2 separate regions of the Mus musculus genome follow, and region 1 is linked to region 2. The links are chromatin loops, found by intact Hi-C in ENCODE. Cell type or tissue: gastrocnemius. All regions are shown on one strand. Each heading gives the region's core, and the rest is flanking DNA. Links, peaks and the distances in the headings are about the cores only. Region 1 overlaps Mex3d (mex3 RNA binding family member D). Region 2 holds the start of Rps15 (ribosomal protein S15).

What was found. Hi-C counts contacts between places; a loop is a spot of excess contacts. Peaks named below come from ENCODE experiments on the same cell type or tissue, not always from the same donor. Only the 100,000 strongest peaks of a DNase experiment are listed, where the experiment ranks them.
Region 1: a loop joins it to region 2, with 8 times the contacts of the local background. A loop is called at or near these places in 10 of 42 quality-filtered maps.

What each region holds. Positions count from the first base shown.
Region 1 is chr10:80,367,585-80,382,718 of GRCm38, reverse strand. It overlaps Mex3d (mex3 RNA binding family member D), which reads left to right. Exons shown (of 2, transcript NM_198615.2): 2 at 98-2,364. The coding sequence ends at 1,494. Among named protein-coding and RNA genes, the nearest start is that of Mex3d, 12 kb to the left of the region's middle. In gastrocnemius, for the core only: CTCF peaks have their summits at 6,360 (motif pointing left) and 8,406 (motif pointing right); DNase peaks (open chromatin) are centred at 6,343, 8,425 and 10,904; H3K4me3 peaks cover 325 bases.
Region 2 is chr10:80,283,178-80,297,904 of GRCm38, reverse strand. It overlaps Rps15 (ribosomal protein S15), which reads right to left and starts at 5,474. Exons shown (of 4, transcript NM_009091.2): 1 at 5,422-5,474; 2 at 5,045-5,130; 3 at 4,029-4,263; 4 at 3,791-3,938. The coding sequence starts at 5,424. The coding sequence ends at 3,825. It overlaps Gm30682 (a long non-coding RNA gene), which reads left to right. Exons shown (of 3, transcript XR_871874.3): 1 at 1-1,596; 2 at 2,104-2,798; 3 at 2,920-3,770. It overlaps Dazap1 (DAZ associated protein 1), which reads right to left. Exons shown (of 12, transcript NM_133188.3): 9 at 13,646-13,675; 10 at 13,356-13,496; 11 at 12,479-12,655; 12 at 9,497-10,366. The coding sequence ends at 10,194. It also overlaps a transcript of Apc2 not described here. In gastrocnemius, for the core only: a CTCF peak has its summit at 2,199 (motif pointing left); DNase peaks (open chromatin) are centred at 1,682, 1,966 and 2,162; H3K4me3 peaks cover 2,085 bases; H3K27ac peaks cover 2,108 bases.

The sequences.
Region 1 (15,134 bases), core at 6,090-11,089, 79 kb before region 2:
GTTAGTTCACTCAGGGAGTTGGTGGACTGTCTAGGCATAGACCATGAGATATGGGTATCAAGTTTGGGTGTCATGTGTCTCCCTCCCATCTTCCTAGGGTGCAAGATCAAGGCCCTGCGTGCCAAGACCAATACCTACATCAAGACCCCAGTGCGCGGTGAGGAGCCGGTCTTCATCGTGACTGGGCGCAAGGAGGATGTGGAGATGGCCAAGCGGGAGATCCTGTCGGCTGCTGAGCACTTCTCTCTAATCCGAGCCACACGTAGCAAGGCGGGCGGGCTGTCGGGGGCCACTCCAGGTCCCCCTAACCTGCCAGGCCAGACCACCATCCAGGTGCGCGTGCCCTACCGAGTGGTGGGGCTGGTGGTGGGGCCTAAGGGCGCCACCATCAAACGGATCCAGCAAAGGACGCACACGTACATCGTGACTCCCGGGCGCGACAAGGAACCAGTGTTCGCTGTGACTGGGATGCCCGAGAACGTTGACCGTGCACGGGAAGAGATTGAGGCTCACATCACGCTGCGCACAGGGGCCTTCACTGACTCGGGTCCCGACAGTGACTTCCATGCCAATGGTACCGACGTGTGTCTAGACCTGTTAGGAGCTGCAGCCAGCCTCTGGGCCAAGGCCCCCCACCCAGGACGGAGGCCCCCCGCGGCCACCGGCGGCCTTCGAGGGGATAACGCCCTGGGGGCAGCCAGCACCCCTGAGCCCTTCTATGTGGGCAGCCGTGGAGGGCCGCCACTGCCGGACCCAAGTCCCAGCAGCCCCTATGGGGGCTCAGGCAATGGGGGCTTCACATTTGGTGGGGACGGTCCCAGTGCCCCAACGGGGACAGCCACCCCAGAGGACTGTGACTTTGGTTTTGACTTCCTGGCGCTAGACCTGACCGTGCCTGCCACGGCTACCATTTGGGCGCCCTTCGAGAGAGCCGCGCCCCTGCCAGCCTTCAGCGGCTGCCCCGCAGTTAATGGGGCACCCGCGCAACCCAACACAGGCACACGGCGCAGTAGCGGCGGCGGGGCCGCCACCACGCCGCGCCACTCACCCACGCTGCCGGAGCCGGGAGGACTGAGCCTGGAGCTGCCGCTGGCGCGTCGAAGCGTCCCAGATCCAGTGGGTGCTGTGCCTTGGCGACCCCCGCAGAGCGCGCTGCCGCCTTTCTCTGGCAGTACCACCTTCTCCACAACCCCCTCTCTGCCCAGTACAACCCTGGCGTCCTCCACCCTAGACACTGTCCCCTCGGAAGGCAACCACAAGCCATCTACCACAGCAGCGAACTCCTCTGCGTCTACCGCAGCCCCTGGCCCACCCTCGGCAGCCTTGGCTCGAGAGTGTGTGGTGTGTTCTGAAGGTGAGGCCATGGCTGCGTTGGTCCCCTGTGGCCACAACCTCTTCTGCATGGATTGTGCTGTCCGCATCTGCGGGAAGAGTGAACCAGAATGTCCCGCCTGCCGCACGCCAGCCACCCAAGCCATTCATATCTTTTCCTAGTGTACCCCTACTTGATGGGGTGGCCCTGGCTTCCCCAAGCAGGAGGGCCTCAGGCCTTGGGGTGGGAGAGGAGGGACCGGGCAGGACTTGGGGGGAAAGGTGGGGAAGTGGGGAGGTTGAGGGGCCCACGCGTGTCGCAAACAGCTTTAACTCCTGCAGCAGGCGTCGAGGCCATCAGCTTGCGGCCCAGCAGCAGCGCCTCCGTTCTTGACAAGTGACAGTATTGAGTGAGCCGGTGACAATAAACCGGAAAATTCTCTGTTTGCACTTTTTATTAAGACGCCCCTCCCCGTTTCCGGGGTGATCTTAAAACAAAAAATAACACGATATTTACAACTCTCACTGGATTTAACAGTGTGGATTCTTGTAGAAACTTCAAAAGGCAGGTGGCTTCCCCCCACCCCCAACACACACTCCCTTTTTTGGGGGCAAACATATACCATTTTGTACATCAGCCACGGGGTGGACAAGAGGAGGGTAATGGGAGGGTATCCAAGGGGGGTCCCATCGACAGATTTATAACTTGTTTTATTGTGGTTGTTTTGTTTTGTTTTTAAATTAAGACTCAGTGTTGCGGTTCTTTTTTGTTGTTTTTTAAAAAGGTTTTTAAAGTTTTTTTTATTGTTATTTTTACTTCATACTTCCTGTGTATATGTAGGGAATTTATATTAGATATATGTACTTTACGGAATAAATTTTAAGAACTAAAATATATTTTATTTTAAATAAAGCAACGGACCTTTAATCTTTGACAGCTAAATCACTGATTATATATTTGCTGAACTGATTTAAGGGTTTAAAAACATTGTATCCAGAGTTTTATTTTTGGACTTGAAAGCCTTCTTAATAAAGTTGTTTTCCTATATGTAAGCGCTGGCGTTCGCGTGGTGTGGGAGGAGGGAGCGAGACCCTGAGGATAACGGTCCATTTCATATAAGAGCTGTGACCCATGGAAAGGCAAACAGGTCCTGAGGGATATATACCCCATGCATATTTGGGGGACCCACCATCCACTCCGGCAGCCTGCACATAATGTGTGAGCCCCTCTCACGCTAGGAACAGACCTCAGCCACCAAGGCAGCCCAGCTGAGATGCCAAAACACTGATTGTGGAGGTGATGGTTGCTGGGCAATGGACACCCCTAGTTACGAGATTCTAGTAGCATTTGTGACCTGACCTGTGGGATGAGTGTCATGCTGTCCTGACAACAGGTGAGGGCCAGGGAGGGGCTGTGGCGAAAAGTCGGGGTGGGGGCCAACACGATTCACTTCTGCTTACCCTAGATACAGAGCCTACTGCAGGACAAAGACGATGCTACCAAAGTCCCACTTGGTGGACAGACGGGTTTTATTGGGGTTACAGGAACAAAAATGAGCCAAAGACAGCTGCACCACCAAGGCCCACTCAGCTTGTGTGACAGCTCCCAAATCTGGGAACCTGAAGCACACCAACCTTCGCCTGGTCCGGTCACACATGCCACTCCCCTTGGTGGTTTTCAGCTCCCCGACCTAGGGGGAAGCTCTGCTTAGTCTGCTTCGGCCTTTCCGGACACAGGACCCTAGAGGGTCAGAAACTTCTGCCTCCTCCTCGGCCATGGTTCAACTCCTAAGGAGGAACACGCGGCAGGTTACAGAGCCCATAGGAAAGCCAGGCATGAAAGGTGACAGGCTATCAGATACATGGCGCTCAGCCAGAGAAGGAAGAGGCAGGACATCACACGTCGTCGTATGCCCCGTCTATAGGAGAGGGGTCACTCCTAAGACCTACATCCTACGCTGGGACCTGAGGGGCTGGGCTGTTTGAGGTTATGTTCACCGCCACACACAGAAAATCCCAAGAACCTCTCTTGGGACCTTACTGTCATGGGGGGGGGGGGCAGTCTTTCTAGGAGCAACGAAGGTCCTGGAGGGTGAGAGGTGTGGAAGCCCACGCATGCCTTTAGTCCCAGCACTCCCGAGCCAGAGGCAAGAGGATCTCTTGAGTTTGAGGCCAGCCTGATCTATAGAGTGATTCCCAGGATAGCCAGAGCTACACAGAGAAATCTCGTCTTGAAAACCAAAAAATAAAAGGGGGTCAGGGTGGAGGTCACCCTGGCTTAGGGCACCAGGTCCCGTGTGTGTGTGACAGGTGGTCTGAGGGAAGAGACCCTTGAGGCCACTCACCTGGATCTCAGCACTTGGTAGACTGAGGCTGGAGGATGGTCAGCTCAGGGCCAGCCTGGACTACATGAAAACCTGTCTTAAGGAAAGAAACGAAGGAAGCAGGGAGGCTTGGGTGGGCTGTGGCTGGGTAGAGTGCTTACCCAGCATGCATGGGACCCTGGGTTTCAGAGCCAGCACTGTATAAGTCAGGCGAGCTGATGCAGGCCTTTTTATTCCTGCATGCAGGACGCTGAGGCAGGAGGATTAGGAGTAGACAGTGAAGCAGTCAGATAGACACAGGGTGAGCCTGAAGTGACAGGGACGCACCCCAAGGACACTCAGCCTTCAGCCTTCAAGATAACGGAATCAGCCCGTCGTGCCCTGATGTTTCAATGGCTCCACTGAGACTCTTTGTCCCCGCAGCCCTGACCAAAGAAACTAAAATTTGGAAGGCACAACAGCGAGTGGTCAGCAGCAGAGGGTGGCTGTGGCCGCAGGGCAACGGCTGGATAAGATAAACTGTACAGCTGACAGCACCTGCAAGCTGCCACAGTTTGGAAAGGAAGAGAGTGACCCGCAGGGGGTCGAGGACAGGCAGAGCAAATTGGCTGGTGGAGGGAGCCTTCAAAAGGAGGTGGGACCTGGGGACCTGAGTTCCAAATGGTGTGTGGCTGCAGGCATATGTGGGAGCGGCTGGTGCCACAGCAGTCGCAGGGAGCTCAGAGGTCAATCTGCAGGCCCTGGCTCTGCCCATCCACCCTGTGTCTGGGCAGCAAACTAGGTCCTCAGGTTTGGAGGCAAACACATTTCCCTGCTGAGACAGCTCACCAGCACTTTAGTCTGTTATATTTCTTTACTTGCCTTTTAAAAACATCATCTGGAAACCGGGCGTGGTGGCGCACGCCTATAATCCCAGCACTCAGGAGGCAGAGGCAAGCAGATATCTGAGTTCAAGGCCAGCCTGGTCTGCAAAGTGAGTTCCAGGACAGCCAGGGCTATACAGAGAAACCCTGTCTCGAAAAACCCAAAACCAAAAAACAAACAAACAAACAAACAAACAAAAAAACCCAACAACAAAAAACCCCATCATCTGATTTAATATCTATGGCATTTTGCCTGCATCTCTCTGTGCATGTACGTGCAGTACCGGCAGCAGCCAGAAGGGGGCGTCGGTCCCCTGGAGCTGGAGTCACAGAAGGTTGTGAACCCCCATGTGGGAGCTGGGAACCGAATGGATCCTCTGCGGGAGCAGCTGGGTGCTGTAGCCGCTTGCCCATCCCTCCCGTTCTCCCTGAGGTGTCCCCAGACCCTGAGCCCTGGGACCACAGGCCGACACTTCTCCTCCACTTCTGGTTAACATCCAGGTGTTGACATAGGCGAATCAGGGCAACACAAGGACAAACTGATAAAAACACTGGGATCCCAGAGCACAACACACACACACACACACACACACACACACACACACACACACACACACACACACACACACGAAAAACGTAGCATCGGCCCTCCCCTTCTCACCATCTTTCTGGTGCTCAGGAATGTCCTGGCAGATGCTCTCAGGAGCGTCAACGCTGAGAAACAGACAAAAGTCAGGTCTCAGGTCCTCATCAGTCGCCTCCAGAGTCTCTGTTCACTCCCTATCGGTGATAGGGAGTGAACAAAAGCATGGTTGCAGTGGTAGATTTGACATCCATCACTGCTGAGCACGGAGCTGGGGAAATTGTGAACCTCCCAGGCAGGTTGAACAAGTGTGGAGCAGTCAGCCCTAGATTTGCTGTGCAGCTCAAAGACCTTGAGACAGGGCAGAAGACCCCAGTGTGGATTCACTGTGCTGACACCCTCAGCTGGCATTATGGACCGTGAAGAAGCAAGACAGAAAGGAACACACGGGAGGGAATCCTGGGATTCTTCTAGAGATCTAAAACATAAATAAAAAGCCTCTGAGGAGGCTGGAGAGATGGCTCAGTGGTTAAGAACACTGACTGCTCTTCCAGAGGTCCTGAGTTCAATTCCCAGCAACCACATGGTGGCTCACAACCATCTGTAATGGGATCTGATGCCCTCTTCTGGTGGGTCTGAAGACAGCAACAGTGGTGGCACACGCCTTTAGTCCCCTGCTAACTATAATCATTTCACGATAAATGACACAGGCAGAGATCAAGCGTTGGATTCTATAAATATTTCTACTAGGGCCTGGAAGATGGCTCAGCAGGTGCAGGAGCTTGCTGCCAAGCCCAGCAACGTGAGTTCAATCCTCAGGACCCACATGGTGATAGGAGATAGTGGCTCCAACTTGTTCTCTGATGCCGGGCAGTGGTGGCGCACACCTTTAATCCCAGCACTTGGGAGGCAGAGGCAGGCAGATTTCTGAGTTCGAGGCCAGCCTGGTCTACAGAGTGAGTTCCAGGACAGCCAGGGCTGCACAGAGAAACCCTGTCTTGAAAAACCAAACCAAACCAAACCAAACCAAACAAAACTTGTTCTCTGACCTCCCCATGATCATACACACAACAAATATGGATTTACGTTTTAAATTTTATTTGCTTAAGAATTCTATGCTAAAAAGTTCACTCACCTCAAGGCCAGCCTGGTCTACAGATCTAGTTCCAGAACAGCCAGATTATACAGAGACCCTGGATCAAAAAAAAAAAAAGGCGCCCTGGACCTATCTTCTGTCGCCCCCGTGTGGCCAAAGCGGCACATAACACCTTGTTCACAAGCACAGCTTGCACTTCCAAAACTCGCCACGCTGGGCCCTGTTTCACCAAGCAGCCCACAGTGAGCTGAGCCTCTGCCTGCTACAGGGCCCTCTCTGATGTGTCCCAGGCCTTGTCTCTTTCCCCAGACTCTGACAGTAGTAACTGGAAAGTGGTTTTTTGTGGGTTTTTTCTTTTTCTTTTTCTTTTTTTTTTTTTTTTTTTTTTTTTGGTTTTTCAAGACAGGGTTTCTCTGTGTAGTCCCGGCTGTCCTGGAACTCACTCTGTAGACAAGGCTGGCCTCGAACTCAGAAATCCACCTGCCTCTGCCTCCGCTGGGGTTAAAGGCATGTGCCACCACGTCTGGCTGTTTTGTTTTTGTTATTTTTTTAAATTAACAGATAAATTTATTCTTCACTTATTTACTACACCTGACTGCAACTTCCCTTCCTCCTAGCCCCTACAACCTCCGCTCCTCCCAGGCGCTCCAGATCCACAGTTGCTCCACTTCCCTTCAGAAAAGAGCAAGCCTCCGAGGGATATCAACCAAACACCACATAGCAGGTTACAAGATGGGCACAAACATCTCATATCAAGAATAGGCGAGGTGACCCATTACAAGGAAAAGCTTCCCATGAGCAGTGACAACCCCACTCCCGCATCACCACACATTTGCAGAGGACCAAGTGCTGACCCATGCAGGCTTAGAGCTTCAGTGTCTGTAAGCCGCCCTGAGCACTGATTGACAGATCCTGCGGGACTTGGTTTATTATTATTATTATTATTATTTCAGTTAATTATTTTTTCTTCAGATGGCATCTCATTATGTAGCCCTGGCTGTCCGGGAATTCTCAATGTAGACTAGACTGGCTAGTCACAGACATCCCCCTGCCCCTGCCTCCAGAGTGCTGGGAATAAAAATGTCTACCACTAAGTCTCATTTCATAGTTTTCAGTAGAAACGCCTGTGGCTTTGTGTGCAGAACTCCTGGTTGGGAGTGCCATAGCTTCATGATGATCCACCGCTGCCACCCTAGCACTCGGGAAGCCGAGGCAGGGGGATTTCTGAGAATTCAGGATAGAGAAAAACTTGGTCTCAAAAAGCAAACAAAGAAAACTGATTCATCACAATGGCTCAGGGGCACCCGAGTTAGGTTCCCAGAACCCACGTGATGGGAGAGAACTGGGTCCTGCTCCCTACCCTCTGACCGACATGCATGTTAGCCCACATCAATGACAATGCTCACCAACAGGGCCAGGGCAGCAACTGCAGAGCTTACCCAGCACAAAACCATGAGTTCCATTCCCAGAACCTCCGAAGCCCTGTGTGGTGGCACACGCTTGTGATCCCTGCACTGGAGAGATGGAAGTCAGAGGGTTGGAGGTTCAAGGTCATCTACTACTTAGAGGTATCAGTGACTTCACTGTACAGAGGGGGAAACTGTGGCTTCTAATTCACCCTCTCTCCCCCTCAACCGCCAGACATTTGTAAAACTGCCATTAAAAAAAAAATCTTTAATCCCAGCACTTGGGAGGCAGAGGCAGGTGGATCTCTGAGTTTGAGGACAACCTGGTCTACAAAGTGAGTTCCAGGACAGCCAGGGCTACACAGAGAAACCCTGTCTCAAAAAAAAAAAAATCTCAGAGCTGCAGAGATGGCTCAGTGGTTAAGAGCACCCACTGGTCTTCCAGAGGTCCTGAGTTCAGTTCCCAGCAACCAAATGGTGACTCACAACCATCTGTAATGAGATCTGATTCCCTCTTCTGGTGTGTCTGAAGAAAGCTACAGTGTATTTATATACATAAAATAAACAAAATTTTTAAAAAAAGAAGAAGGCCGGCCTGGTCTATAGAGTGAGTTCCAGGACAGCTAGGGCCACACAGAGAAACCCTGTCTCAAAAAATCAAAAAAAAAGAAAAAAAAAAAAGAAAAAAAATCTCCCCTCATGCCACAAAGTCACCTTTAATCCCAGCAGTTGGGAGGCAGAGGCAGGCAAATTTCTGAGTTTTTACATGCCTGAGTGCTTTTCAGTATGTGTATGATCTGTGTGATACACTTCCTACAGAAGCCAGAAGATGGCGACAGAGCCCCTGGAACCAGAGTGACCGCCAGTTGGGAGCTACCCTAGTCCGCTACCTAGTCCGTGCAGGTTGTGGGGGTGGCTTAGCAGGGCGCTTCTTCACCCTCTGCGCCTTTGCTTTTCTTTCTTTCCTTCTTTCTTTCCTTCTTTCTTTCTTTCTTTCTTTCTTTCTTTCTTTCTTTCTTTCTTTCTTTCTTTCTTTCTTTCTTTCTTCTTTTTCAATGCAGAGTTTTGTCCTCCTGAGCTAGGGGACACTATTGCAGGTTGTTGTCTTCGATATCCTGGGCCCTACAGAGTGCTAAGCGCTGACCCTGGCCTCTACTCACTCCATGTGGGAACCCCCTGAGTCCTGACAGCCCAAATGTCCCCAAAGTGTTCTTGGAAGGGCAGAACCACCCAGCTGGATCCCTGGACTTACAGAAGATTTTTGTCACTTCCTTTTCTTTCCTTCCTCCCTCCCTCTTTCCTTCCTTCCTTTTTTTTTTTTTTGTTTTTTCTTTCCTTTTTTTTCTTTTTCGAGACAGGGTTTCTCTGTGTAGCCCTGGCTGTCCTGGAACTCACTCTGTAGACCAGGCTGGCCTCGAACTCAGAGATCCACCTGCCTCTGCCTCCCAAGTGCTGGAATTAAAGGCATGCACCACCATGCCCGGTTCCTGTTTGTTTTTGAAACAGGGTTTCTGTGTAGCCCTGGCTGTCCTGGAACTTTGTTGCCTCTGCCTTCTGGGATTAAAGGCATGCGCCAGCACTGTCTAGGTCCTGGTTTTAAAGATTTGTATGAGTGTTTTCCTGTATGCTCTGGGCCATGATGTCCAGAAGGGGGTGGTGAATCCCTTGGAGTCACAGATGGTTGTGAGCCTCCACGTGCTAGGAACTGAACCTGGGTCTTCTAGAAAGGATGGCATGCTCTTTTAAAAAGACATTTCTTTCTTGTTTGTTTGTTTATTTGTTTTGTTTCAAGACAGGGTTTCTCTGTGTAGCCCAGGCTGTCCTGGAACTCACTCTGTAGACCAGGCTGGCCTCAAACTCAGAAATCCTCCTGCCTCTGCCTCCCAAGTGCTGGGGTTAAAGGCATGTGCCACCACTGCCTGGCAAGATATTTATTTCTTTTATATGAATACACTGTCGGTCTGTGTCTTCGGACACACCAGAACAGGGCATCAGATTCCAATGTGAGCCACCATGTGGTTGCTGGGAATTGAACTCAGGAACTCTAGGAAGAGCAGTCAGTGCTCTTAACCGCTGAGCCATCTGGAAGCTGTGCTCTTCATGTTTCCCCAGTGATCACAAGACTGCCTGGAGGTTTCTCCATCTGCGAGGCCTGAAGAGGAGCCAGGAGAGGAGATCAGGCACTACCCACCACTCTGCACATCCCTGCCTGTGTCGGGGCCTCTCCCTGAATCTACAGCTGGGCTGGAGGCAGCAAATCCCAGAGCTCCCTGTCTCCTCCCCACACTGGGATGGAGATCCAGGCTGGTTATGTGGGTGTTGGAGATGCAAAGGCATCTATCTCCTCATCCTAGTCCCGGAAGTGCTCTCTCCGTTAGCCGCCTCCACAGCTCCAGTCTTTGCTTTCACAGAACAGGAGCTAGGTTCTCTGCCCTTCACCCAGGTGCCCAGGCTCACTCACCCAGCTTGTCTCAGCCCCTCTGGTGGCAACAACTCACTGCAGGCATACCCTCTCTTAGCTCTTTGTCAGGACCCACAAGGAGGAATAAATTGGTCTCTGTGCAAAGGAGGCGTCTTGTGAAGCCCAAACTGGCCTTGAACTTGCAGCCTAGCCCAGGATGAGCTTGGGTCCACTTCCCGAGTGTCAGGGTGACAGGTCTGTGTCATTTCTCCAGGCCAGGGATGAACCTGAGACCTCAGCTACAGCCTCACTTCCGTTTTCCTTTTTAATGTCTGAGACAGGGTTTTGCTCTGTAGTTCAAGCCTGGAGCATGTGATCCTCCTGCCTCAGCTGCGGGAGTGAGCATTGGGAGGTGTGTACTGCCACACTTTTGGCTTGGTTTTCTTGACTCGCTGAAGCGGGGTCTCGATGTATAGACCTGCTTGGCCTGAGTCCTCGGCTGATCTTGAACTTGTGGCAATTATTGTGCATCCAGCTTGCAGGCACGTGCGACCAGGCCTGGGTCACGGATGTTTATTGCTTGGTTGGAACAGCTAAACAACACCAGGTCAAACCAGTTTGAGTCAAAATGTCCCTTACTTCCCCTGTGTTTCTCCACATCCCCGCCAGGTTCCCCACTGCTAAATAGAAATTTCAGTTCTGGTCTATTCCAAGAAATCCAAGATACAGTTATGTCCCACTGAGACTTCCTGTGATGCAAAGTCAAAAGACAGACTCGACAGACTCAACTCAGAAATCAGCTACAGAAGGACGCGGCTCAGCAGTCTGCCCTCCTCTGATGCCACAAAAGCACAGCAGAAGCCCCACCCTGGCCCCTCACTGGGGGATTCTAGACTGGGGGTGGAGGGGGAGTTCCATCCATGACCACGCCCCAGCCCCCTCATTGGAGGATTCTAGGTGGGGCTCCACCCCTTCCCCTAAGTTCCTTTTGCTTTGTGAGAGGGTGTCTCTGTGATCCCCGCCAGTCTCCTGTCTCAGTTTTTCTAGTAGCAGGATGACTGGGCCTTCACTCCTGTTTTCTCCATAGTTTACGTGATAAGAAATCCCAGGGTTCCGAGATTTCACACGTGACTGTCACTCACGGTTGCTATGGCACTGTTGCTATGGCATCTGTCCACCTGGAACCGCAGAGGCTGACCATACCTTTCTTGCTCCTGATTGGAGGTGTGACTCTGTTACATGTTTGAAACCACCAATGAGGTGTTCCGGGGTCACCTGTCGCTAACAGACTAGAAAAAGGGAGAACTGAGTTTTACACACACACACACACACACACACACACACACACACACACAGAGTTCTTGTTCCTAGTATGAAATACACTGAGGATTTTCCTCACACACAAAAATATTACCAGTGTTAGACAAGATTTAGTGAGGGGTTTTGGCCTTTTCCTTTTCTTTTGTGACAATGTCTTGCTGTGTAGCCCTGGCCGTCCTAGAACTTGCTATGTAGATCTGGAGACCAGGCTGGCCTTGAACCCACAGATATCCTCCTGCCTATGCCTCCCAAGTGCTGGGATTAAAGAGCTGCACCACGTCCTTCCTGCCTCATTCTTTCATTTGATTCTTTATTATTTATTTATTATTACTATATGCATATGGTGTGTGTGTGTGTGTGTGTGTGTGTCTGTGTACATCATGTGAACCTTGTTTCTCTCTACTGTGTGGGTCTCCAATCAAACTGAGGTTCTCAGACTTCCCTCACCCACTGAGCCATCTTGTCAGACCAGGATTTATTTTATTTTATTGTTTTGTTTTGTTTGTGTTCCTGAGAGATAGTCTCATGTAGCCCAGGCTAGCTTGGAACTCAGTATGCAGTTGAGGGTGGACCTTGAACCTCTGATCCTTCCCCCTCCACCACCCCAATGCTGGGATGACAGGCAAGTGTCACCACCCCTGGGTCAAATATTTTGTTTCTTGAGGCTAACCTCTCCGAAGAAAATTCCAGAAAATTTCAGTGGGCAGGCGAATGGGCAAACTTCCATTTGTTGAAGTTCTTCTGCTTTGAAATAAATCGTCCTGGAAGGTTAGGAATTAATGTATTCTGTAGTTAGTTTATTTTTAATAAACCACCCATTGTGGGCTCGGGGCGTGGGAGATTCTCACAGATCGCTCCCGCTCAGACGCCCACGGGTGATGGAAATAAACATGGTAGGTAGGTCATTTAGCAAGCCACAGTCACTCGGGTAGGCTCCCGCGCTCTGTCCTGTTCTTACCCCAGAGACAAGCATTCTGGGTAGACACAGTAGTCATGAAGTCACCCTTAAGCTTGTTGACCTAAAGCCACAAAATCACATGTGACTGCATACACCACTCATTCCAGAGACTGAGGCAGGAGCATTGCCCTGACTTTAAAGTCATACTGTGCTACCACTGAGACCTCTTCTTAAAAAGGAATAGAGGGCTGCAGTGATGGGGGATGGGGCACGTCCCTCTGGTCCTGGGAACCTTGGTGCAGTGTCAACCCCAGGGTAGCGAATGCCCTCTTCTGGCCTCTTCAGGCACTGCATGCCTAGGGCAGACGCTATCACACGTACATAAATAAGAAATAGATTCTTAGCCGGGCGTGGTGGCGCACGCCTTTAATCCCAGCACTCGGGAGGCAGAGGCAGGTGGATTTCTGAGTTTGAGGCCAGCTTGGTCTACAGAGTGAGTTATAGGACAGCCCAAAAAAGAAAGAAAGGTGTTTTAATTGGGAGTTGGAAGCGAATGCCGGTGCCAGTTCACGACCGTCCACATCAGCTCTTACAGTGGGTGAGGTCATGTGACCCAGGCCTGGCCAGTGAGCTCCAAACCCAGGACTTGGTCGGGGAATGGAGAAGGGGTAGAAGCCAATCTTCTTTCTGTGCTCACTTGGCCATGTGAACATCAGCATATCCTAGGCCCCCTCCCCCTCCATCCCTTCCTCTCCCTCTCCCTCCTCTCTTCTGATCTTGGACTCCCAACCATCCTACCTGCGCCTCCAGGCCCCTGATATGGTCTATGTTCTGCTGTGAAAAAGCTCAGAGCCTCCTTGGGGTTAAAAGAGTGATCTGGGGGTTGGGGATTTAGCTCAGTGGTAGAGAGCGCTTGCCTAGCAAACGCAGGGCCTTGGGTTCGGTCCTCAGCTCTGGAAAAAAAAAAAAAAAAGAGTGATCTGATCTGCACTTTTCCCTTTAAACTTTTCTTCTTCTTCTTCTTCTTCTTCTTCTTCTTCTTCTTCTTCTTCTTCTTCTTCTTCTTCTTCTTCTTCTTCTTCTTCTTCTTCTTCTTCTTCTTCTTCTTCTTCTTCCAGACAGGGTGTCACTATGAAGCCCTGGCTGGCCTGGAACTCCTTATGTAAACCAGGCTGGCCTCAAACCCAGAAATCCTCCTGCCTCTGCCTCTTGAGTGCTGGGATTAAAGGTGTGTGCCTTCACCATCCGGCTCTCTCCCTATTCTTTTTAAAGATGTGTTCATCCTTATTTTATGGGCAGAAATGTACCATCTGGGGCTGGTGAGATGGCTCAGTGAGTAAGAGCACCCGACTGCTCTTCCAAAGGTCTGGAGTTCAAATCCCAGCAACCACATGGTGGCTCAAAACCATCCGTAACGAGATCTGACTCCCTCTTCTGGAATGTCTGAAGGCAGCTACAGTGTACTTACATATAATAAATAAATAAATATTAAAAAAAAAAAAGAAATGTACCATCTGCACGTGTACCTGCACACCATGAGTGCTGGTACACTCGAAGGCCAGAAGACAAAATTGGATCCCCTAGAACTGGAGTTACAGACGGTTGTAAGCTGCCATGTGGTGCTGGGAACTAAACCAGGGTCCTCTGCAGGAACACCCAGTGCTGTAACCACTGAGCTGTCCCTCCAGCCCTGGGTCATGTTTTGCATGCAGATGTAAGTGCTTGCTTGGAAGAAGATGGGAGAGAGAACAAGACACACACACACAGACACACAGACACACACACACGGACACGGACACACACACACACACACACACACACGAACACGGACACAGACACAGAATCATTTATCTTCATTTAAGCCCAGATCCAGCTGTGCCTGCAGTCATCACATTCCAATGTCACACACCTGACCTAGTCATTTCCAACAATGAACAAGCATGAGTGGACGAGCTCACCAGTGCACACCCACATGCTGGAGCACAAAAGCAGGATCATGGGCAGAAGAAGGAGGAGGAGCAGGAGCACGGGCAGGAGCAGGAGGAGGAGCAGGAGCAGGAGGAGGGGCAGGAGCAGGAGCAGGAGCAGGAGCAGGAGCAGGAGCAGGAGCAGGAGGAGCAGGAGCAGGAGGAGGAGGAGGAGCAGGAGCAGGAGGAGGAGCAGGAGCAGGAGAAGAAGCAGGAGGAGGAGCAGGGGCAGGAGCAGGGGCAGGAGGAGGAGCACGAGCAGGAGGAGGAGCAGGGGCAGGAGGAGGAACAGGAGCACAAGCAGGAGGAGGAGCAGGAGGAGGAGCAGGAGCACAGGCAGGAGGAGCAGGGGCAGGAGGAGGAGGAGAAGGAGGAGGAACAGGAGCACAGGCAGGAGCAGGGGCAGGAGGAGGAACAGGAACACAGGCAGGAGGAGGAGCAGGAGCACAGAATGGACCTTGAACACGAAAAAGACTTTGAGGCCCATGCGGCACCAACGGACCTGGAAGTCACTGTGCTCTGTGTGTGGAGATTTGAAAGGCCACTCATGGGACTCCATGACAGGACACGAGGACAATAGGTGACTCAGAATTGGCAAGGAGGAGGGGGTTGTGGGTGCTGGTGCCGGGGAGGAGGCGGGTGGATGTAGCTGAGGAGGACGCTGTGTGTGAAGGGATGTCGAGTAAAGGGCAAATTAAACTTAAATTTACAACACTCCTTGGGCTGGGCATGTGTCCCCTGCACTCCTCCACACACTTCCTGTCTCCTGAGTTACAGGGTCTCTTAAAATTCACCCAGGCCTCACAAATGCAGGCCTTCCTGTCCAGTATATACACAGAAACACGTGTGGTCACGATTGACCTTAAGGCCTGGAGCGCCTTCCACCTTCACTTGAAGTGGCCACGACTGCGACTGTGGGTGCAGTTTTCTTTCTCCTCCCCCAACATCTGCAAACAGTTGATCTC
Region 2 (14,727 bases), core at 1-5,000:
CTGGGGAAGGCTGTTCTCCATGTCTGTCATCCCAGCACTGAGGCAGGAGGATTGCATGGAGTTTAGGCTCAGCCTGTGCTAGGGTCAGACCCTGTGTCGAACAAAAGGGGAAAGCAAGAGTTGGCACGGCCCACTAGTAGTCAGCTCGGGTGCTGGGAGGGCAAGGTGCCTGGCAGGCATGGAGAAATAAGCTAGGGTGTGATCCAGGCATAGGAAGCATCCACACAGCCCTGGAGGGGGCGTGTAATGAGATAAGCCAGGGCAAGCCATCAAGCCTGGGAAAGCAAGGAAGGTACTCATAGCAACACAGAGTTGAGCAGGCCTGGAGCTGGGGTGCAGGTGGGGCACAGAGCCTTTTGGCTTCAGCTCTGCCTCTACCTCCCTTGGGCATACCTGTCTCTGGCCTCAGTGTCCAGCTTGGGTGGGAATCCTTAGCCTACTCTGTTCCCTCCCGGAAACCACAGCTCACGGGGGCCTCTCAGGCAAGGGCTGGTGGAAGGAAGGGAAGACTGGCCACTCCCATACAGACAAACTGAGACTTGGGCTAGGAAGTACTCAGCTCCAATTCACACCGCAGCTCCATTCAGGCCTCTGGGTAGGAGAGCTCTTCTCCTGCCTTCTCTCCTTGGAAGGCTATGGGGACCCATGGGCAAGATGCCCTCAGCCCCAAACCTTTAGAACATTCCTCACTCCTGTCCCCCTCCTTGCTGAAGAGGCACAGACACCCCAGTCACCAAGTACCTGAGGTTTGACCTTCAAGTGACACAGGAGACACTGTACCTGCTGATCAGAGCCCAGTGCCTCCCAACTCTAGAGCACTTCAGGCTTCCCAAGGGGCCACGCACCCTGGGACCTCTATCCATGACACTGCAGAGGTCACTGGGCCTCTCTGATGACTGCAGGTGTCCTCTTGGTGTCCCGCCAGCCACCCTCCCCTAAGTGGGCTCCAGTGGGTGTGGAGTGAGCACAGAGGCGGGCTGCATGACCACATCATTTGGGCATGGCTGTGAGCGGGGTGACAGGGCACAGTCCTAATGGGGAGGAGTTAGCTGCCGCTGGACCAGAGTAATGGCCCTCAGTTTCCCCAGAAGGAAGCAGGCTGATGGCGCAGCCAGGACCTCCGGAAAAACCCTAGCACACAAGCTTTTCTTTGGCTCAGTCATGTGACCTTGACTGCTCAGCTGTGCCCCAGCCTCAGTTTCCCCTTACATATCGGAACTGCAATACCGCAAGTCTCAGAACAGAACCTTTGAAATGTCATAGTCAATGGATGCTGAGCGGGGAGGCTCTAGCTCAGTAATGTCCGCAGGGAAACTGAGGCTTAGCGAGTGTGTAGGGCGTGGTCGAGGCCTGCATCCTGCCCTGGCTGGAGCCTGAGCTTGGTGTGCACCAGCTGCAGCCCTCTGTTCTTCAGAGACCTGAGGGTCTCCGCAGAAGAAAGGAAAGAGAGGAAAGGAAAGGAAAGGAAAGGAAAGGAAAGGAAAGGAAAGGAAAGGAAAGGAAAGGAAAGGAAAGGAAAGGAAAGGAAAGGAAAGGAAAGGAAAGGAAAGGAAAGGAAAAGAAATGAGGTTTCCTGCTGAAGGAGTCTCCCTCAAGGTAAACCTGCGCCTGCGCGGGACGGGGGAGGGGTCGCTGCAGTACAGGGAGGGGAACTCAGCCCCATGCACATGCTCAGGAGGTTTCCTTGGCAACTGTCTCCAGAGCAACTACGGAAGGCCCCCCGACCCATCAAGTTGGCTAGCTTGACAGTTGAGTGTCCTCTACTGTCCTCGGGGCCGCCATTCCCACAGTCAGGACCTCACCTGACTCTCCCCACACCCTCATCTCCGACCAGGACTCCCTGCATCCTACCTGGTTCCCAAAGAAGGCTGAGTGCAGCAGGCTCAGGAGTCCCAAGAGCCCCATGAAGCTGCAGCCGCCCGGACAGCACGCGCCCCGCCCTCCACAGCAGGGATGGAAGGGGCGGGAGTATTGCGCCTGCGCAAAACAAGGGGCGGGAGGGGGTGTCACTACACTGATGAGGGGTGACCCAAGACTCTGGAGATGAAAATATAAGTAAGACAGGATCTCTTTGGGTAGAGCGACAAAGCATATATCTAACAGGCCTGGAGCACCCTAAGTGTTGGAACCGGTCCGTTGAAGAGGAGGAGACCCATGCAGAGTCCGTGTTTGTGGGAGCTAGAAGCGCCACCCTGTGGCTATGACACCATGCATCTGCCTGTGGATAGTCAGTCACCTGCGTGCCCAGATACCCGCTAAGATTCACAAGTCATTCAAGAAAAATGTTCTGGGTGCCAGCCTTAGAGCCGGGCACAGGGCATGGAGGGGATCCGCTGGATGTGGACGCTGTCATGTGAACATTACTGGAATTCTGTATGCTCAACCCTGTACAGTGGGTAAACAGGTCTACAAGCCTGGTCTTTGGGTACTCAGCAATAAGCAAAAAGTTAAAAATTGGCCATGTGGAGTGACAGATATCTTTAATCCCCTCACTTGGAAGGTAGAGGCAAGTGGATCTGAGACCATCCTGGTCTAGTCTCAAAAAACAAAAAAACAGATTAAAAACTGGGTGTGGTCCACTTGATACTGAGGTGGGACTATCTGTTCCAGGTGCCAGGGATGCAATCAATGCTGACCGGTTAACTCTGAGCTACCTACCACAGGAGGAAGTGTGTAGTAGGCGACCCCAGTGACTGCAGAGGAACAGACCTGCCTGGCAGAGGGGTTGGTGCACATCTAGCCCCCGTTTCTGTCAGGAGCTGAACCGAGAAGGGTGCTGGTGTCTCATGAAGTGCAAAGTAGGTGGGGCAGCCTGCCAGGTAAACTCCCACTAGATGATGAGCAGGAACAGGGAGCCTGATGGAGAAGCCTAGGAGCCCTTGAACTATTTATTGCCCTAATTTGATCTTTCCCTATCAGTGTCACCTGCCTGGTGCTGTGGATGGGACTGATGCTCCGTGGTTAACGTGTACTATACCAGGACCCTGCACCCACCCACATGGTGACCAGGTAATCCCATACCCACTTCTGGCCCTCGTGGGCAAAGTCACTAACTTGCATATGTGCACACCCAAGCCTATGCTAGGCTGGAGACATGTTTCCCTGGCAGGAAGGACTGGAAGCTTCCAGAAAACCCTGCCTCACATTCCCAGAGGGAAAATGTTTACTAACAAGGCTGCAAGCCTTTAGTCTCAGCATGCCAGATGCAGGTGGACGCAAGTTCCAGGCCGACAGACTAAGGAAAACAAGCCACTGAACATGGTGCCTGTAATTGGTCCCAGCACCAGGGCCTGAAGCCAGCCTGGTGAACTCAAAGAAAGCCTGCCTTAGAAACAGGCCAGGGGTTCTCTCCACTGCAGATGTCAATTGTGTCAGCATTCCACAAGTAGGAGGCTAAGCCTGTCACACTGCCAGCATAGGCTTTGGTGACATGCTTGAGGTCTTCCAGAACACGTGCTATCCCAGGTCACAGAATGAAGCTCCAGGTAAAAGAAGCACCCTTACGCAGGCTGCAGCAGGTCCCCTTGTGTGTCCACTGTCACTGCAGTTCCCCCCCCCAAGACCCAAACCCAGGGAGCAGCCCCTTGCCCTTCCTGATGCTCAGCTCTGCCGTGCATGCTGGGCAGCTTGAAAGCGGAGACTGCAGCAGAGATGACGTGGACATGGACGTGAGCCCCTTACATGTAACTGTTCACCTTCATTCTGGTGGACTGTGACAGCCACCCAAAAGGCTCCAGGTTCCACACACAGGGACCAACCCAATCCCCAGAAAAAAAACAAAAACCCAGAATCCAGGGACCAAAACCAGTCTTTATTGGCCTCGGCTACTTGAGGGGGATGAATCGGGAGGAGTGGGTGGCACCGATCCCGGGCCGGCCGTGCTTCACGGGTTTGTAGGTGATGGAGAACTCGCCCAGGTAGTGGCCGATCATCTCTGGCTGCAGGTTGAGAGGAGGAAGCAGAGTGGTGTGAGCAGCTTTGGCACAGAGAAAAGCCACCCACCCAGCCACTCCCGGACCACAACTCACTTTGATCTCCACCTGGTTGAAGGTCTTGCCGTTGTACACGCCCACCATGCTACCCACCATCTCCGGCAGGATGATCATGTCCCTCAGGTGCGTCTTCACCACCTCAGGCTTCTCCATGGGTGGTGCCTCCTTTTTGGCCTTTCTCAAGCGCTTGAGCAGTGAGTGTTGCTTCCGCCGAAGACCACGGTTCAGGCGCCTCCTCTGGCGGGCGCTGTACAGCTGCATCAGTTGCTCACTGTGGGAGAAGGGGGTGGTTTGGAGACCCGGGGACAGCATGCTGCGCCAGCACTGCTCCATTTCTTTCACACCCAGAAAGGAACATGCCGGGAGCTCACTAAAGACAAGTCCTCCATAGCACTGCCGTCAACCTTCAGGGCACAACCCTCTAAAATGAATCCACCAGCTTCCACAGGCAGTGACGTAAGCCGAGATCAAACCTTTTCCTTTGACAGCCCACCCAGACAAATTACCTATCCGTGGTTGATTTTCCCCAAGGTCACAGGGAGGCCTGTGAGCCCAGTCAGCGGGAGACTGAGGCAAGGTAGTTCTGTCTACATAAGACTGTCGAACACTGCACAACTGTAGCAGGGGCCGAGTTGAGGTCACAATCTAGAGCGCTTGCCTAGGAGGCTAGGACGCCCCGAGTTTGATGCTCTGCACCGTGATGGTGACCCAAACATTAGGGAGGTTGAGAGGATCAGGAGTTCGAGGAGAGCCTGGGCTACACGGGTCCCTTTTTTTTTTTCCGACTCAAGAGTTTCTCTGTGTAGCCCTGGCTGTCCTGGAACTCGCTCTGCAGACCAGGCTGGCCTCGAACTCAGAATTCCCCTGCCTCTGCCTCCCAAGTGCTGGGATTAAGTCGTGCGCCACCATTGCCCGGCACTCGAGACCCTTCCTTGCCTCTCCCATGTGACATGTGCAAAGGTTCTGGCTCTATTTCCAGCACCACCCACAGAAAAGGAAAATGTACAAACGGGCCAGCGACCCGGCGGGACTAAGGTGACGGGGCCTCTTACTAGGACATGTCGAGCAGTTGGTCGAGGTCTACGCCACGGTAGGTGAACTTGCGGAAGGTGCGCTTCTTCTTCTGCTCCACTTCGGCCTGCGTGAGCGCGAGTCGGGGTTAGCAGGGGCTCGGCAACCTTACCCGGGAGCCCAGGGACCTGAGCTGCGCGAGCCGCGCTCCTCTAAGCTACGGCGGACGGGCGAGGGGACACACAGCCCCGCGGCCGCCCGCAGCCATCCGGGCCCTTCCGCACCCGCCATCCGCAGTCTCCGGGCACCCGAGCACATCGCTACATCCCCAGGCAGCGAGTCCAGAGTCTTGCGAAAGGGCCCCGGGAGGATGGCGACGGATACCCGGGAGCACAGACCGCCGTGCACGAATACTCACCATCTTGGCGGTTACTCGGAAAAGGAAGTACGGGCTGCGCTTGCGCAGTTATCGCGAGCTCTGCCGGGAGGGCCCGCCTCCACCGCTCAACAGCTTCCGCTCTGCGGATACTCGCCATTGCCCCCCGCTGTCCGGAGGCCAGAGCAAAAGCGCCGCTACCCTCCGGAGGGGCGTGGCTCCCTTTGGGGTTTTTGTTAGTGTGTCTGTCTCTCTGTCCCTGGTTTTCTTTGTCTTCTCTGTCTCTGTGTTTCTGCCTCTCTCATGTACAAGGTCTCAAGCAGTGATTCTCAACCCGTGGGTCACAGCCTCTTTGGAGGTGGCATATCAGATATCCTGCATATCAGATATTTACAATTATGATTCCTAATAGCAAAATATATACATACATTTTTGGGGGAGACGGAGGTTCAAGACAGGGACTCTGTGTAGGCCTGGCTGTCCTGAAACTCGCTCTGTAGAACAGGCTGGCCAGAGGCTAATCCCAAGTGCTGGGATTAAAGGCGTGAGCTACCACCTCCAGGCTGTCTGCTTTTCTTGTGGGATGTGTGAGCCTACCACCTCAAAAGTGAGTGGTTAATTAGAAGACAACTTGGAGAGATCAGTGCTCTCTTTCCACCATCCTGGGACTTGGCTTTAGACTCCCTGACCCAGTGAGTGTTTCGTTTTATAATAAAATAGAAGCCAGGTGTGATGGCACAAGTCTTTGTCTTTTTTTTGTTTTGTTTTTTCGAGACAGGGTTTCTCTGTATAGCCCTGGCTGTCCTGGAACTCACTTTGTAGACCAGGCTGGCCTCTAACTCAGAAATCCACCTGCCTCTGCCTCCCAAGTGCTGGGATTAAAGGCGTGTGCCACCACGCCCGGCAAGTCTTTGTCTTTAATCCCAGCTCTTGGGCTACACAGAGAAACCCTATCTCAAAAAACGAAAAACCAGAGAGAGAGAGAGAGAGAGAGAGAGAGAGAGAGAATATGAATGAATGTTGGAAAGGAAGCCGCATTTTCTATTTTTGTTTTGTTTTGTTTTGTTTTTCAAGACAGGGTTTCTCTGTGTAGCCCTGGCTGTCCTGGAACTCAATCTGTAGACCAGGCTGGCCTTGAACTCAGAAATCCGCCTGCCTCTGCCTCCCAAATGCTGGGATTAAAGGTGTGCACCACCACGCCCAGCTCCAACATTTTCTCTCTTATCTAGTGTTGGGGGTTGGAAGGCTAGGAGGAAAAAGGTGGAGAAGGATGGAAGAAAAAGAAGCCCACGAAGTAGCAAAGTCCAGCAGAGGCACGTGTAGCACACAGAAGGCAGAGCGGTCTGTGAATTCCAGGCCAGCCAGGGATGCATAGAAAGACCATCCCTGTCTTTAAAGAGAGAGGAGAGGTAGGACAGTAGTGGCCAGGACAGCCAGGGCTGCATAGAGAAACATCATGTGAAAAAACCAAGCCGGGCATGGTGGCGCACGCCTTTAATTCCAGTACTCTGGAGGCAGAGGCAGGTGGATTTCTGAGTTTGAGGCCAGCCTGGTCTACAAAGTGAGTTCCAGGACAGCCAGGGCTATACAGAGAAACCCTGTCTCGAAAAACCAAAAAAAAAAAAAAAGAGAATACTCCCTTGGGCCGGGCGGTGGTGGCACACACCTTTAATCCCAGCTCTTGGGAGGCAGAGGCAGGCAGATTTCTGAGTTCAAGGCCAGCCTGGTCTACAGAGTGAGTTCCAGGACAGCCAGGGCTACACAGGGAAGCCCTGTCTGGATAAAAACAAAACAAAACAAGAAAGGTCTGATTATAGTTGAGTGCACATGGATGCTGGCACTGGGGCTAGGTACACTAGATCCCTTGGAGCTGGAGTTAAGACAGTTGTTTCTCCATCTACCTTCCCCACATAAGGTTTTTGTTTTTGTTTTTTGATTTTTTTTGGTGGTGGTGGGGGTTAAGGGGTTTATAGAGATCATGCTGGCCTCAAATTCATAGCTCCAATTGTCTTTGTCTCCTTAGGGCCCTCCTGAGGCTTTGCATAATTTGGGGGCAATCCCATTTAGTCACAAATACTTGAAAGCAGTCTACACAGGTCCCATCTCCCTTTGCATGGCTGAGGTGTCTCACTTGATTCCCCAGGATAGCTGGTACTCACATAGTTTTGGGGAGATGACGAGTGGGGTCTCATGTATCCCAGGGAAGTTTCAAACTCATGTAGCTAAGGATGACCCTGAACTGCTAAAACCGAGTCACAGATTTTATCTTCTTTGCACCTGTGTGTGGTACTCACACAGGAACCAAGGCCAGACCCCCTGGGCCTGGAGTTGTACACTATCCATGTACAACTGAACAACTGAATACATGAGAGCTGGGAACAGAACTGGGTCGGCTGTGAGAGGAGCGTGCTCTTTTTATTTATTTTTATTATTATTATTTTTTTATTTTTTGAGACAGTCTCACAGTATAGACCAGGCTGGTTGTGAACTCAAAAGTCCACCTGCCTCTGCCTTCCAAGTGCTGGAATTAAAGGTGCGAGCATTCATGCCTGGTCATTCTTTTTGTTTCGAGACAGGGTTTCTCTGTGCAGCCCTAAACAGCCTCCTGGGACTCACTCTGTAGACCAGGCTGGCCTTAAACTCAGAAATCCACCTGCCATTGCCTGGCCATACTTTTTGATTTATTTATGTGAGTATACTGTTGCTGCCTTCAGACATACCAGAAGAGGGCATCAGATCCCATTACAGATGGTTGTGAGCCACCATGTTGTTGCTGGGAATTGAACTCAGGACCTCTGGAAGAGCAGACAGTTCTCTTAAAGGCTGAGCCATCTCCCCAGCCCCTGGCCATACTTTCTTAACTTGAAGTTTTTGAGTTAAATGTATTCACTTTACAGCCCAGTATCAGCGCTTTCGGTCTTCCCAGCATCCCTTAGGTAAGTCCTGCACCCATCCTCCTTAGCAGGCAAAGCCTCACTCTTAGTGTTAGCCCCCACCCCAGCCCATACTGCACATCGAGTTGCTGTGGGTTGTCATCTTCTCTTACCGAGGTCAGACAAAACTGTCCATTTAGAGTACAGAAGCCACAGGCTGGCGGGCAGGTAGGCAGCAGGCTCAGGGACAACTCCTGCTGCAGTTGTTTGGGGACCTACAGGAAAACCTAGCTGCTCATCTGCTATACATGTACAGAGGGCCTAGGTCCAGCCTGTGCTCACTGATGGTTCAGTCTCTGTAACCAGCCACCAAGGGTCCAGGTTAGCTGACTCTGTCCTCTTTGGGACCCTCAAATCTTTCTCCTAATGCTTAAGACTCCCCAAGCTCTGTCTGATCGCGTGCCTGGCCATACTTGGTATATTTAAGGGTATGGAGAGATGGCTCGGCAGCTAGGGGCACCATCTACTTCCTGGTGAGGGTTCAGTATTGATAGTGTAGCAGAAGCCAGAGGCTGTGAACCAGACCAGTGACTTGTGGCAATGAATATGGACAAAAGGTGGACTGTGTAACATCGAAGTTTCCATGTTTCTGGTGGCTATGGAGGGATGGGGCGCTAAGTGGGGGAATGAGGTGCATGATGTGAAATTCATAATCAAAATTTAAAAACAAACCCGTCTAGCTGCTCTTCCGAGAGCCCGTGCTCAATTCCTAGCACCACTAGGTGGCTCACAGACTGCTCACCAGAGTGCTAGGTAACTGAGTGATGGTGTCTTCTGGCGGCTGTGGAGGGAGGGGGTCAGCACTGCATGCCCACGGTGCATAGGCAGAGGCAGCCCAACACCTAGGCCCATAAAAGTAGAGAACTTAGGGCTGAGAAGGCGGCTCAGTGGATTAAGACACTTCTCACAGAACTGGGAGATCCACTTGAGGTCTGCCCTTTGTCTAGTCAAAATGTAAGTCCCCTCCGCACACCAAAGTAAGTGCAATAAACACACACACACCTGTGTGGGTGTCACTTCAAGGCCAAAGATGGGACTCCATGTGCCCAGTCCTGTCTCCTGCTTCCTGATGGTTCAGACCAGCACACCCCACTTTTCTCTAATGGGACAGTCCCTCCAAAGTACATTGGGAAGGACAGAGGGGAGCAGACCAGAATTACAGACACAAGCAGACAGCACTCAGGTTCTGATCCAAACACGCTGTTTTATTCAAACCGGGTCAAACTGGTCAATGGGAACCTGAGCCCTACTGAGGGGCCTCCAGCAAGGCCTTGCCTGCCACACCTGTGTGGGTGGGGCCCAGGCCACCCGAGACTTCAGCACTGCCACCTGTGCCAGGGGCCCTGTTGCACCTGCAGCCACACAAGCCGCTCAAAGCAAGGAATGAACAAAAAACCAAATGCACGCAGTAGTCTCTGCCCGCACCCCAGCCCGCGCCGGCGGGAGCCAGGGCTCCCGCTTCCCACACCCGAACCCTGCTTTAAATTAAAAAATAAGCCAGTATACATTGTAGAAAATTTCTCTTAAAAATCTCACAATTTGTAAATGTATATTTTTTCTTTAACATAAAAGTTTACAATATACCATAAAACAAAAGGCTCAAGAAAATAATCTCAAAAAAAGGAAAAAAAAGGAAGAAGAAAAAGAAACCTGAAATTCTGAATTAAAGCTGAAGGCGTTTTTTAAACCCTGTTGTTGAACCAGTGACGTGTTTTTATTGTGCTGATGGGTCAGAGAAAAGAAATATATTTAAAACCTCAGTCCAGATGCGGCCTCCGCTGCCCCTCCCCCCAGGTCGAGTGGTCATTTATTTTGTCCCGAGTGTGATTGTCACAAGTTCACCAGTCCCGAATCCTGCCTGCCCCGCCGCCATGCCCCTGGCTAGCGCCGGTAGGGATGGAAGCCCTGCACGTTGTGGTTCTGCCCGCGTCCGAAGCCACTGCCGCCAGCGGGGGGACCCCCCGAACCTGGTACAGAGGGGCCCCCATAGGAGGGCGGCTGCTGGCTGGGGTCCGAGAAGCCCTGGCCGAAGCCACTCAAGTCCTGCCCGTAACCTGCTGGGAGAAAAGCTGCTTAGTTCAGGGTCATGGGACAGTGGCCCACCCCATGGTTCTGCCAAGGAGAGGGGCTGCTGTTCAGGCTTCGGGTCTGTGGGTAGCACGGTGGCCCTGTTGGCCTGTCTGTCACCCTACCCTGATGCATCACACACACACACACACACACACACACACACACACACACACACACACATATACACACACACACACACACACACACACAGCACCAGAACTGGGGAGGTCCAGGATGCTCTGTCCCATCGTGAAGTCACTGCCTGAGCTGTGGCAGGCAGAATAGGACAGAATGGTTTTGGGGTTCAGCCTAACTTCCCAACAACTCTCTCAGCTGTGCCCAGTGTTCCTGAACAATTGCTGCCAATTCTGTCAGGGGTGAAGCTTTGGGAAGGGCAGATGACACCATTTCCTGCCTGCCCAGCCAGTAGGCAATACAACCCTGGGAGGCCTCCCCAGCCCGGGCAGACGCACGCATGGATGCAGGCCCCACTGGCTGGGGCTTGCGGTTTTTGGGTGGGTGTCCAGATCCAGAGAGAGCAAGGCCCTGAGGATGAGCAGCTCAGAGTGCTACTGCACCAGGCATGCAGACATGGCCACAGACAGCAGCACTCAGAGGTGCCCCAAAATCAACTTCAGGTGACGGGCCTATGTGAGCACAACCCCAGCACACTGTACTCTCATCTGAAAACGCCATGAAAACTCAATCCACACAGAGAAGTGGCTGCTTTCAGAGGACCCAGGCAGCTCACCCCTGGTGTAACGTAACTACACTTCTCAGGGGAGCTGATGCCTTCCTCTGGCTTCAGATGGCTCTTGCATGCATGGGTTACACATGGACTCACCTAAGTACACATGAAATAATTTCTTTTTTTTTTTTTTTTTTTTTTTGGTTTTTCCAGACAGGGTTTCTCTGTGTAGTCCTGGCTGTCCTCGAACTCAGAATCCGCCTGCCTCTGCCTCCCAAGTGCTAGGATTAAAGGCATGCACCACCACGGCCCGGCCTAAAATCATTTTTAAAAAGAAAATTTCATTCTAAACAAAACCAAACAGGAGCCAGGCGTGGAGGTACACACTTTCAATTCCGCTCCTGGGAGGCAGAGGTAGACTGATTTCTGTGAGTTCAAGGCCAACCTGGGCTACATGGCTGAGACCCTGTTTCAAAAAAGAAGCCTAACCAAACCAACAAAACACAGCAACAAAAACAAACCTAGATGTGGTGGAACACAGAAGTCACCAAAGCCCACTGAGGCAGGGGGAACTAGTTTTGAATTCAAGGCCACCTGTGCTTAACAAAGAACAAGAAAGGAGGAGGGAAGGGCTGGCAGGACTTGGTTATGTGTTTGCTACCAAACAGGACTGTGAGCTCCATTCCCAAACATGCGGACAGGACAGAACAAATTCCCAGGGTCCGGTCTGACTTCCCCATGGGCCAGGGCACATGCATGTACACACGGACTAGAAAGGAAAAGCTTTTTTTTTAAATTAAGGCTGAGGATGTCACTCTGAAGGACACATGCCTAGCATGTGTGAGAATGACGATTCAAACATAGGGCAGAAGCTCACTACTATGCACAGTGAGGAGAGAGTTCCTGCAGCAATGGCAGAGGCAGAGGAGAAAGCAACCTTCCACGACAGCATAAATCAACCATGACAAGGTCCCGGGCCACAGAAGCTGCCACTGCAGAGCCTGGCCACTCCCCTGACCTAGGGCCCCCCCCCCCCAACCACTGGGCTCCAAAGGGACAAGAGCAGATACAACCTCCCAAGCAGCGCGCTCGCGCTCTCTCGCTCTCTCGTCCTCCCTCCCTCCCTCCCTCCCTCTCTCTCTCTCTCTCTCTCTCTCTCTCTCTCTCACACACACACACACACACACACACACACACACACACACACACACACACAGACTGCTTGGATAGGGACTTCCCCAGACAAGGTAGAGCCTAGAGTAACCATGCCCAAGGACTCAACAGGATCCCTGGGAGCCCACATTCCCACAGGGGCACTAGATTGGGATCCAGCATCCCAGAATCCTATGTGGTAGCCTCTCCTGCTCCTGCCCGTCCTGGGAGCAAGCAGATGGCCACAGCCACTTACCATATTGACCATAGGGGAAGTCCGGCTGGGCTGTTGGGGGTTTGCTCATGTCTGGGGCAGCCTGAGACGGAGGTGGTGGGAAGGCCAGCGGGGCAGCCCCTGGGGTGGCAGGTGGAGGAGGGACCCCTGGAGGGGCAAACTGATCAGGGGGTGGGGGAGGAGGACCGTAGCCAAAACCTGTAGGGATAGGAGAGCAGGGTATGAAGAGTTGGTGCCAGTCGCAGAACCGACTGAGTATAGGGGCCAGTGTCCACCTAGCACATCCTACCAGACACTGCGCAGGCTGGGACTCCGCCCAGGGCCATTATCCCGAGGAGACAGCTCAGACAAGCTGCTCAGGACAGAAGCAGACCAGAGCACCAAACAGTAATGTACATAGCAAGGAATTCTAGGTGAGAACTCTGGAAGCCACTGCTAGCCACTACAGGGCCAGGATACACCTACTTACTGAATGTCTGTCTAGCTACAAGAGGCCCTGGCCTCCACGCCAGCATCTGAAGAAAGAAGCCACCACTGAACACAGCATCAGACTACTCAGAAAGGCTGGCTGTGTCTGCTAGAACCAGGCAAACTAGGCCAGGTGAACTAGACCTAGGCCACTATTGTGCCTTGGGCAGTGTGGATGAGGTGCAAGTCTTATCAGTATGTGCCTACTAGAAATATTGGGGCAGGGGGTGGGGTGGGGGTGGGGCGGGGATCCTGGGTCAGCTCCTTCCTAGAGTTCTACCATAACCTAACTGCACAATCTGTAGACACCACTGACTTAAGCCTACACGAAGCACAGCCCAATAATCCAAGAACCTCCCACGAACTCTTAGCCAGCCTTGGATGGATGGCAGTTGATATGCTGGGTCTGTTCCGAGAGGGTAGCACTCACTGAACTGTGGTGGGGCGCCATAGCCCTGTGGGAAGCCCTGTGGTGGGGGGAAGCCTCCAGGCGGTGTGGATACAATGTAGGAGGTGAAGGGTGGGGGCGGGGGCGGGGCTCCTCTGCCCGCAGGGGGTGGGCCATAGCCACCTGCAACACAAGAATTGGAAAGGTTGGAGTAATCCCTCTGGCACAGCCTAGACCCAGATCACATCCATGGTCTCCTCCCAACACCAGTAACCCAGTGCTCACAGCAATAGGCCTGGGGTGTACAAATGACCCCTTTCCACATGACTCACCAATGGCCTGTCCTGCTGGCACCCACATTCCTAGACAGAGAACAAAAGAGAAGGGGCCAGTTAGTCTGTCAGTGACTTTCCTTGGTCTCCTGGTTGTATGCACAAGTTTCTCAATAGGTCTAAGGAAGGAAGGTCTGTCCACAGCTGGAGTCCCAACCTCATAAAGAGGAGAACCCAAGCAACAGGACCCGGCTCTGCTGCACCAAGATGGCCTGCGCCCTCACACCATGAGTCTTACACACTCCCTTAAGCAGCTCTTCCCAGAGCAAGAAGGAAAACCCGACAAGGGGCTGTGTCACTGTGTCATAAACAGGGTCCCTTCCTGTTCAGCACCCAGACACAGAGATCCAATCCTTGCCAAGGCAAGACCAGCTACAGGCAGCTCGAGTCTCTTGGATGAAGCCCGCTCCCATTCCCATCACCCACAGGCACCGTGCAGGCCAGAACTGGGAGGCTGCACACAATTTGCAGCAGAGCAGATGCAGCCACCTGCAGGGCCTGCAGGAGAGTGAGAACACACGTTGGCCAAGGAGATAGATGCCTTGTACAGTGGCTTGGTGTTGGGGTGATGGAGGTCTGCCATCCTAGCCCTCTGAGACTGAGGTAGGACATCTGCAAAGTCCAAGGCTAGCCTGTGCAACACAGTGGACCTGTCTCCACTGTGAAGGAAGGGAAAGAAGGAACTTGCCCTGAGGCTGTGGTGTCTGTCAGCAGTAAACATCACTGCAACCTGGGAACTGAGCTCATGCCCAGAACTGAGGGAAACAAACACTCATGCTCTATTTAGGTCAAAGAGGGAATTCTTGAAATAGGAGGGGTCACCTGCAGATTGGGGCCTCCTAGGCAGCCACTGTCAAGCTTCTGTGTTTACTGTTGCCAGTCAGGGACTGGGCACAGGAGGTGACACACATAGCCAAAGTGATACCACAGAGGGTAACTCAAGAACCACACCTCATGCCTCCTGCAGTCAGGCTCCTAGGCAGCCGTGCCTGTGGCGGGACCTGCCCCACCACTGGAGAACAGAGAGGCAGTCGCCACCTCCAGGATGTGTTAGCAGGGAAACCACCACACCTGTGCCTTAC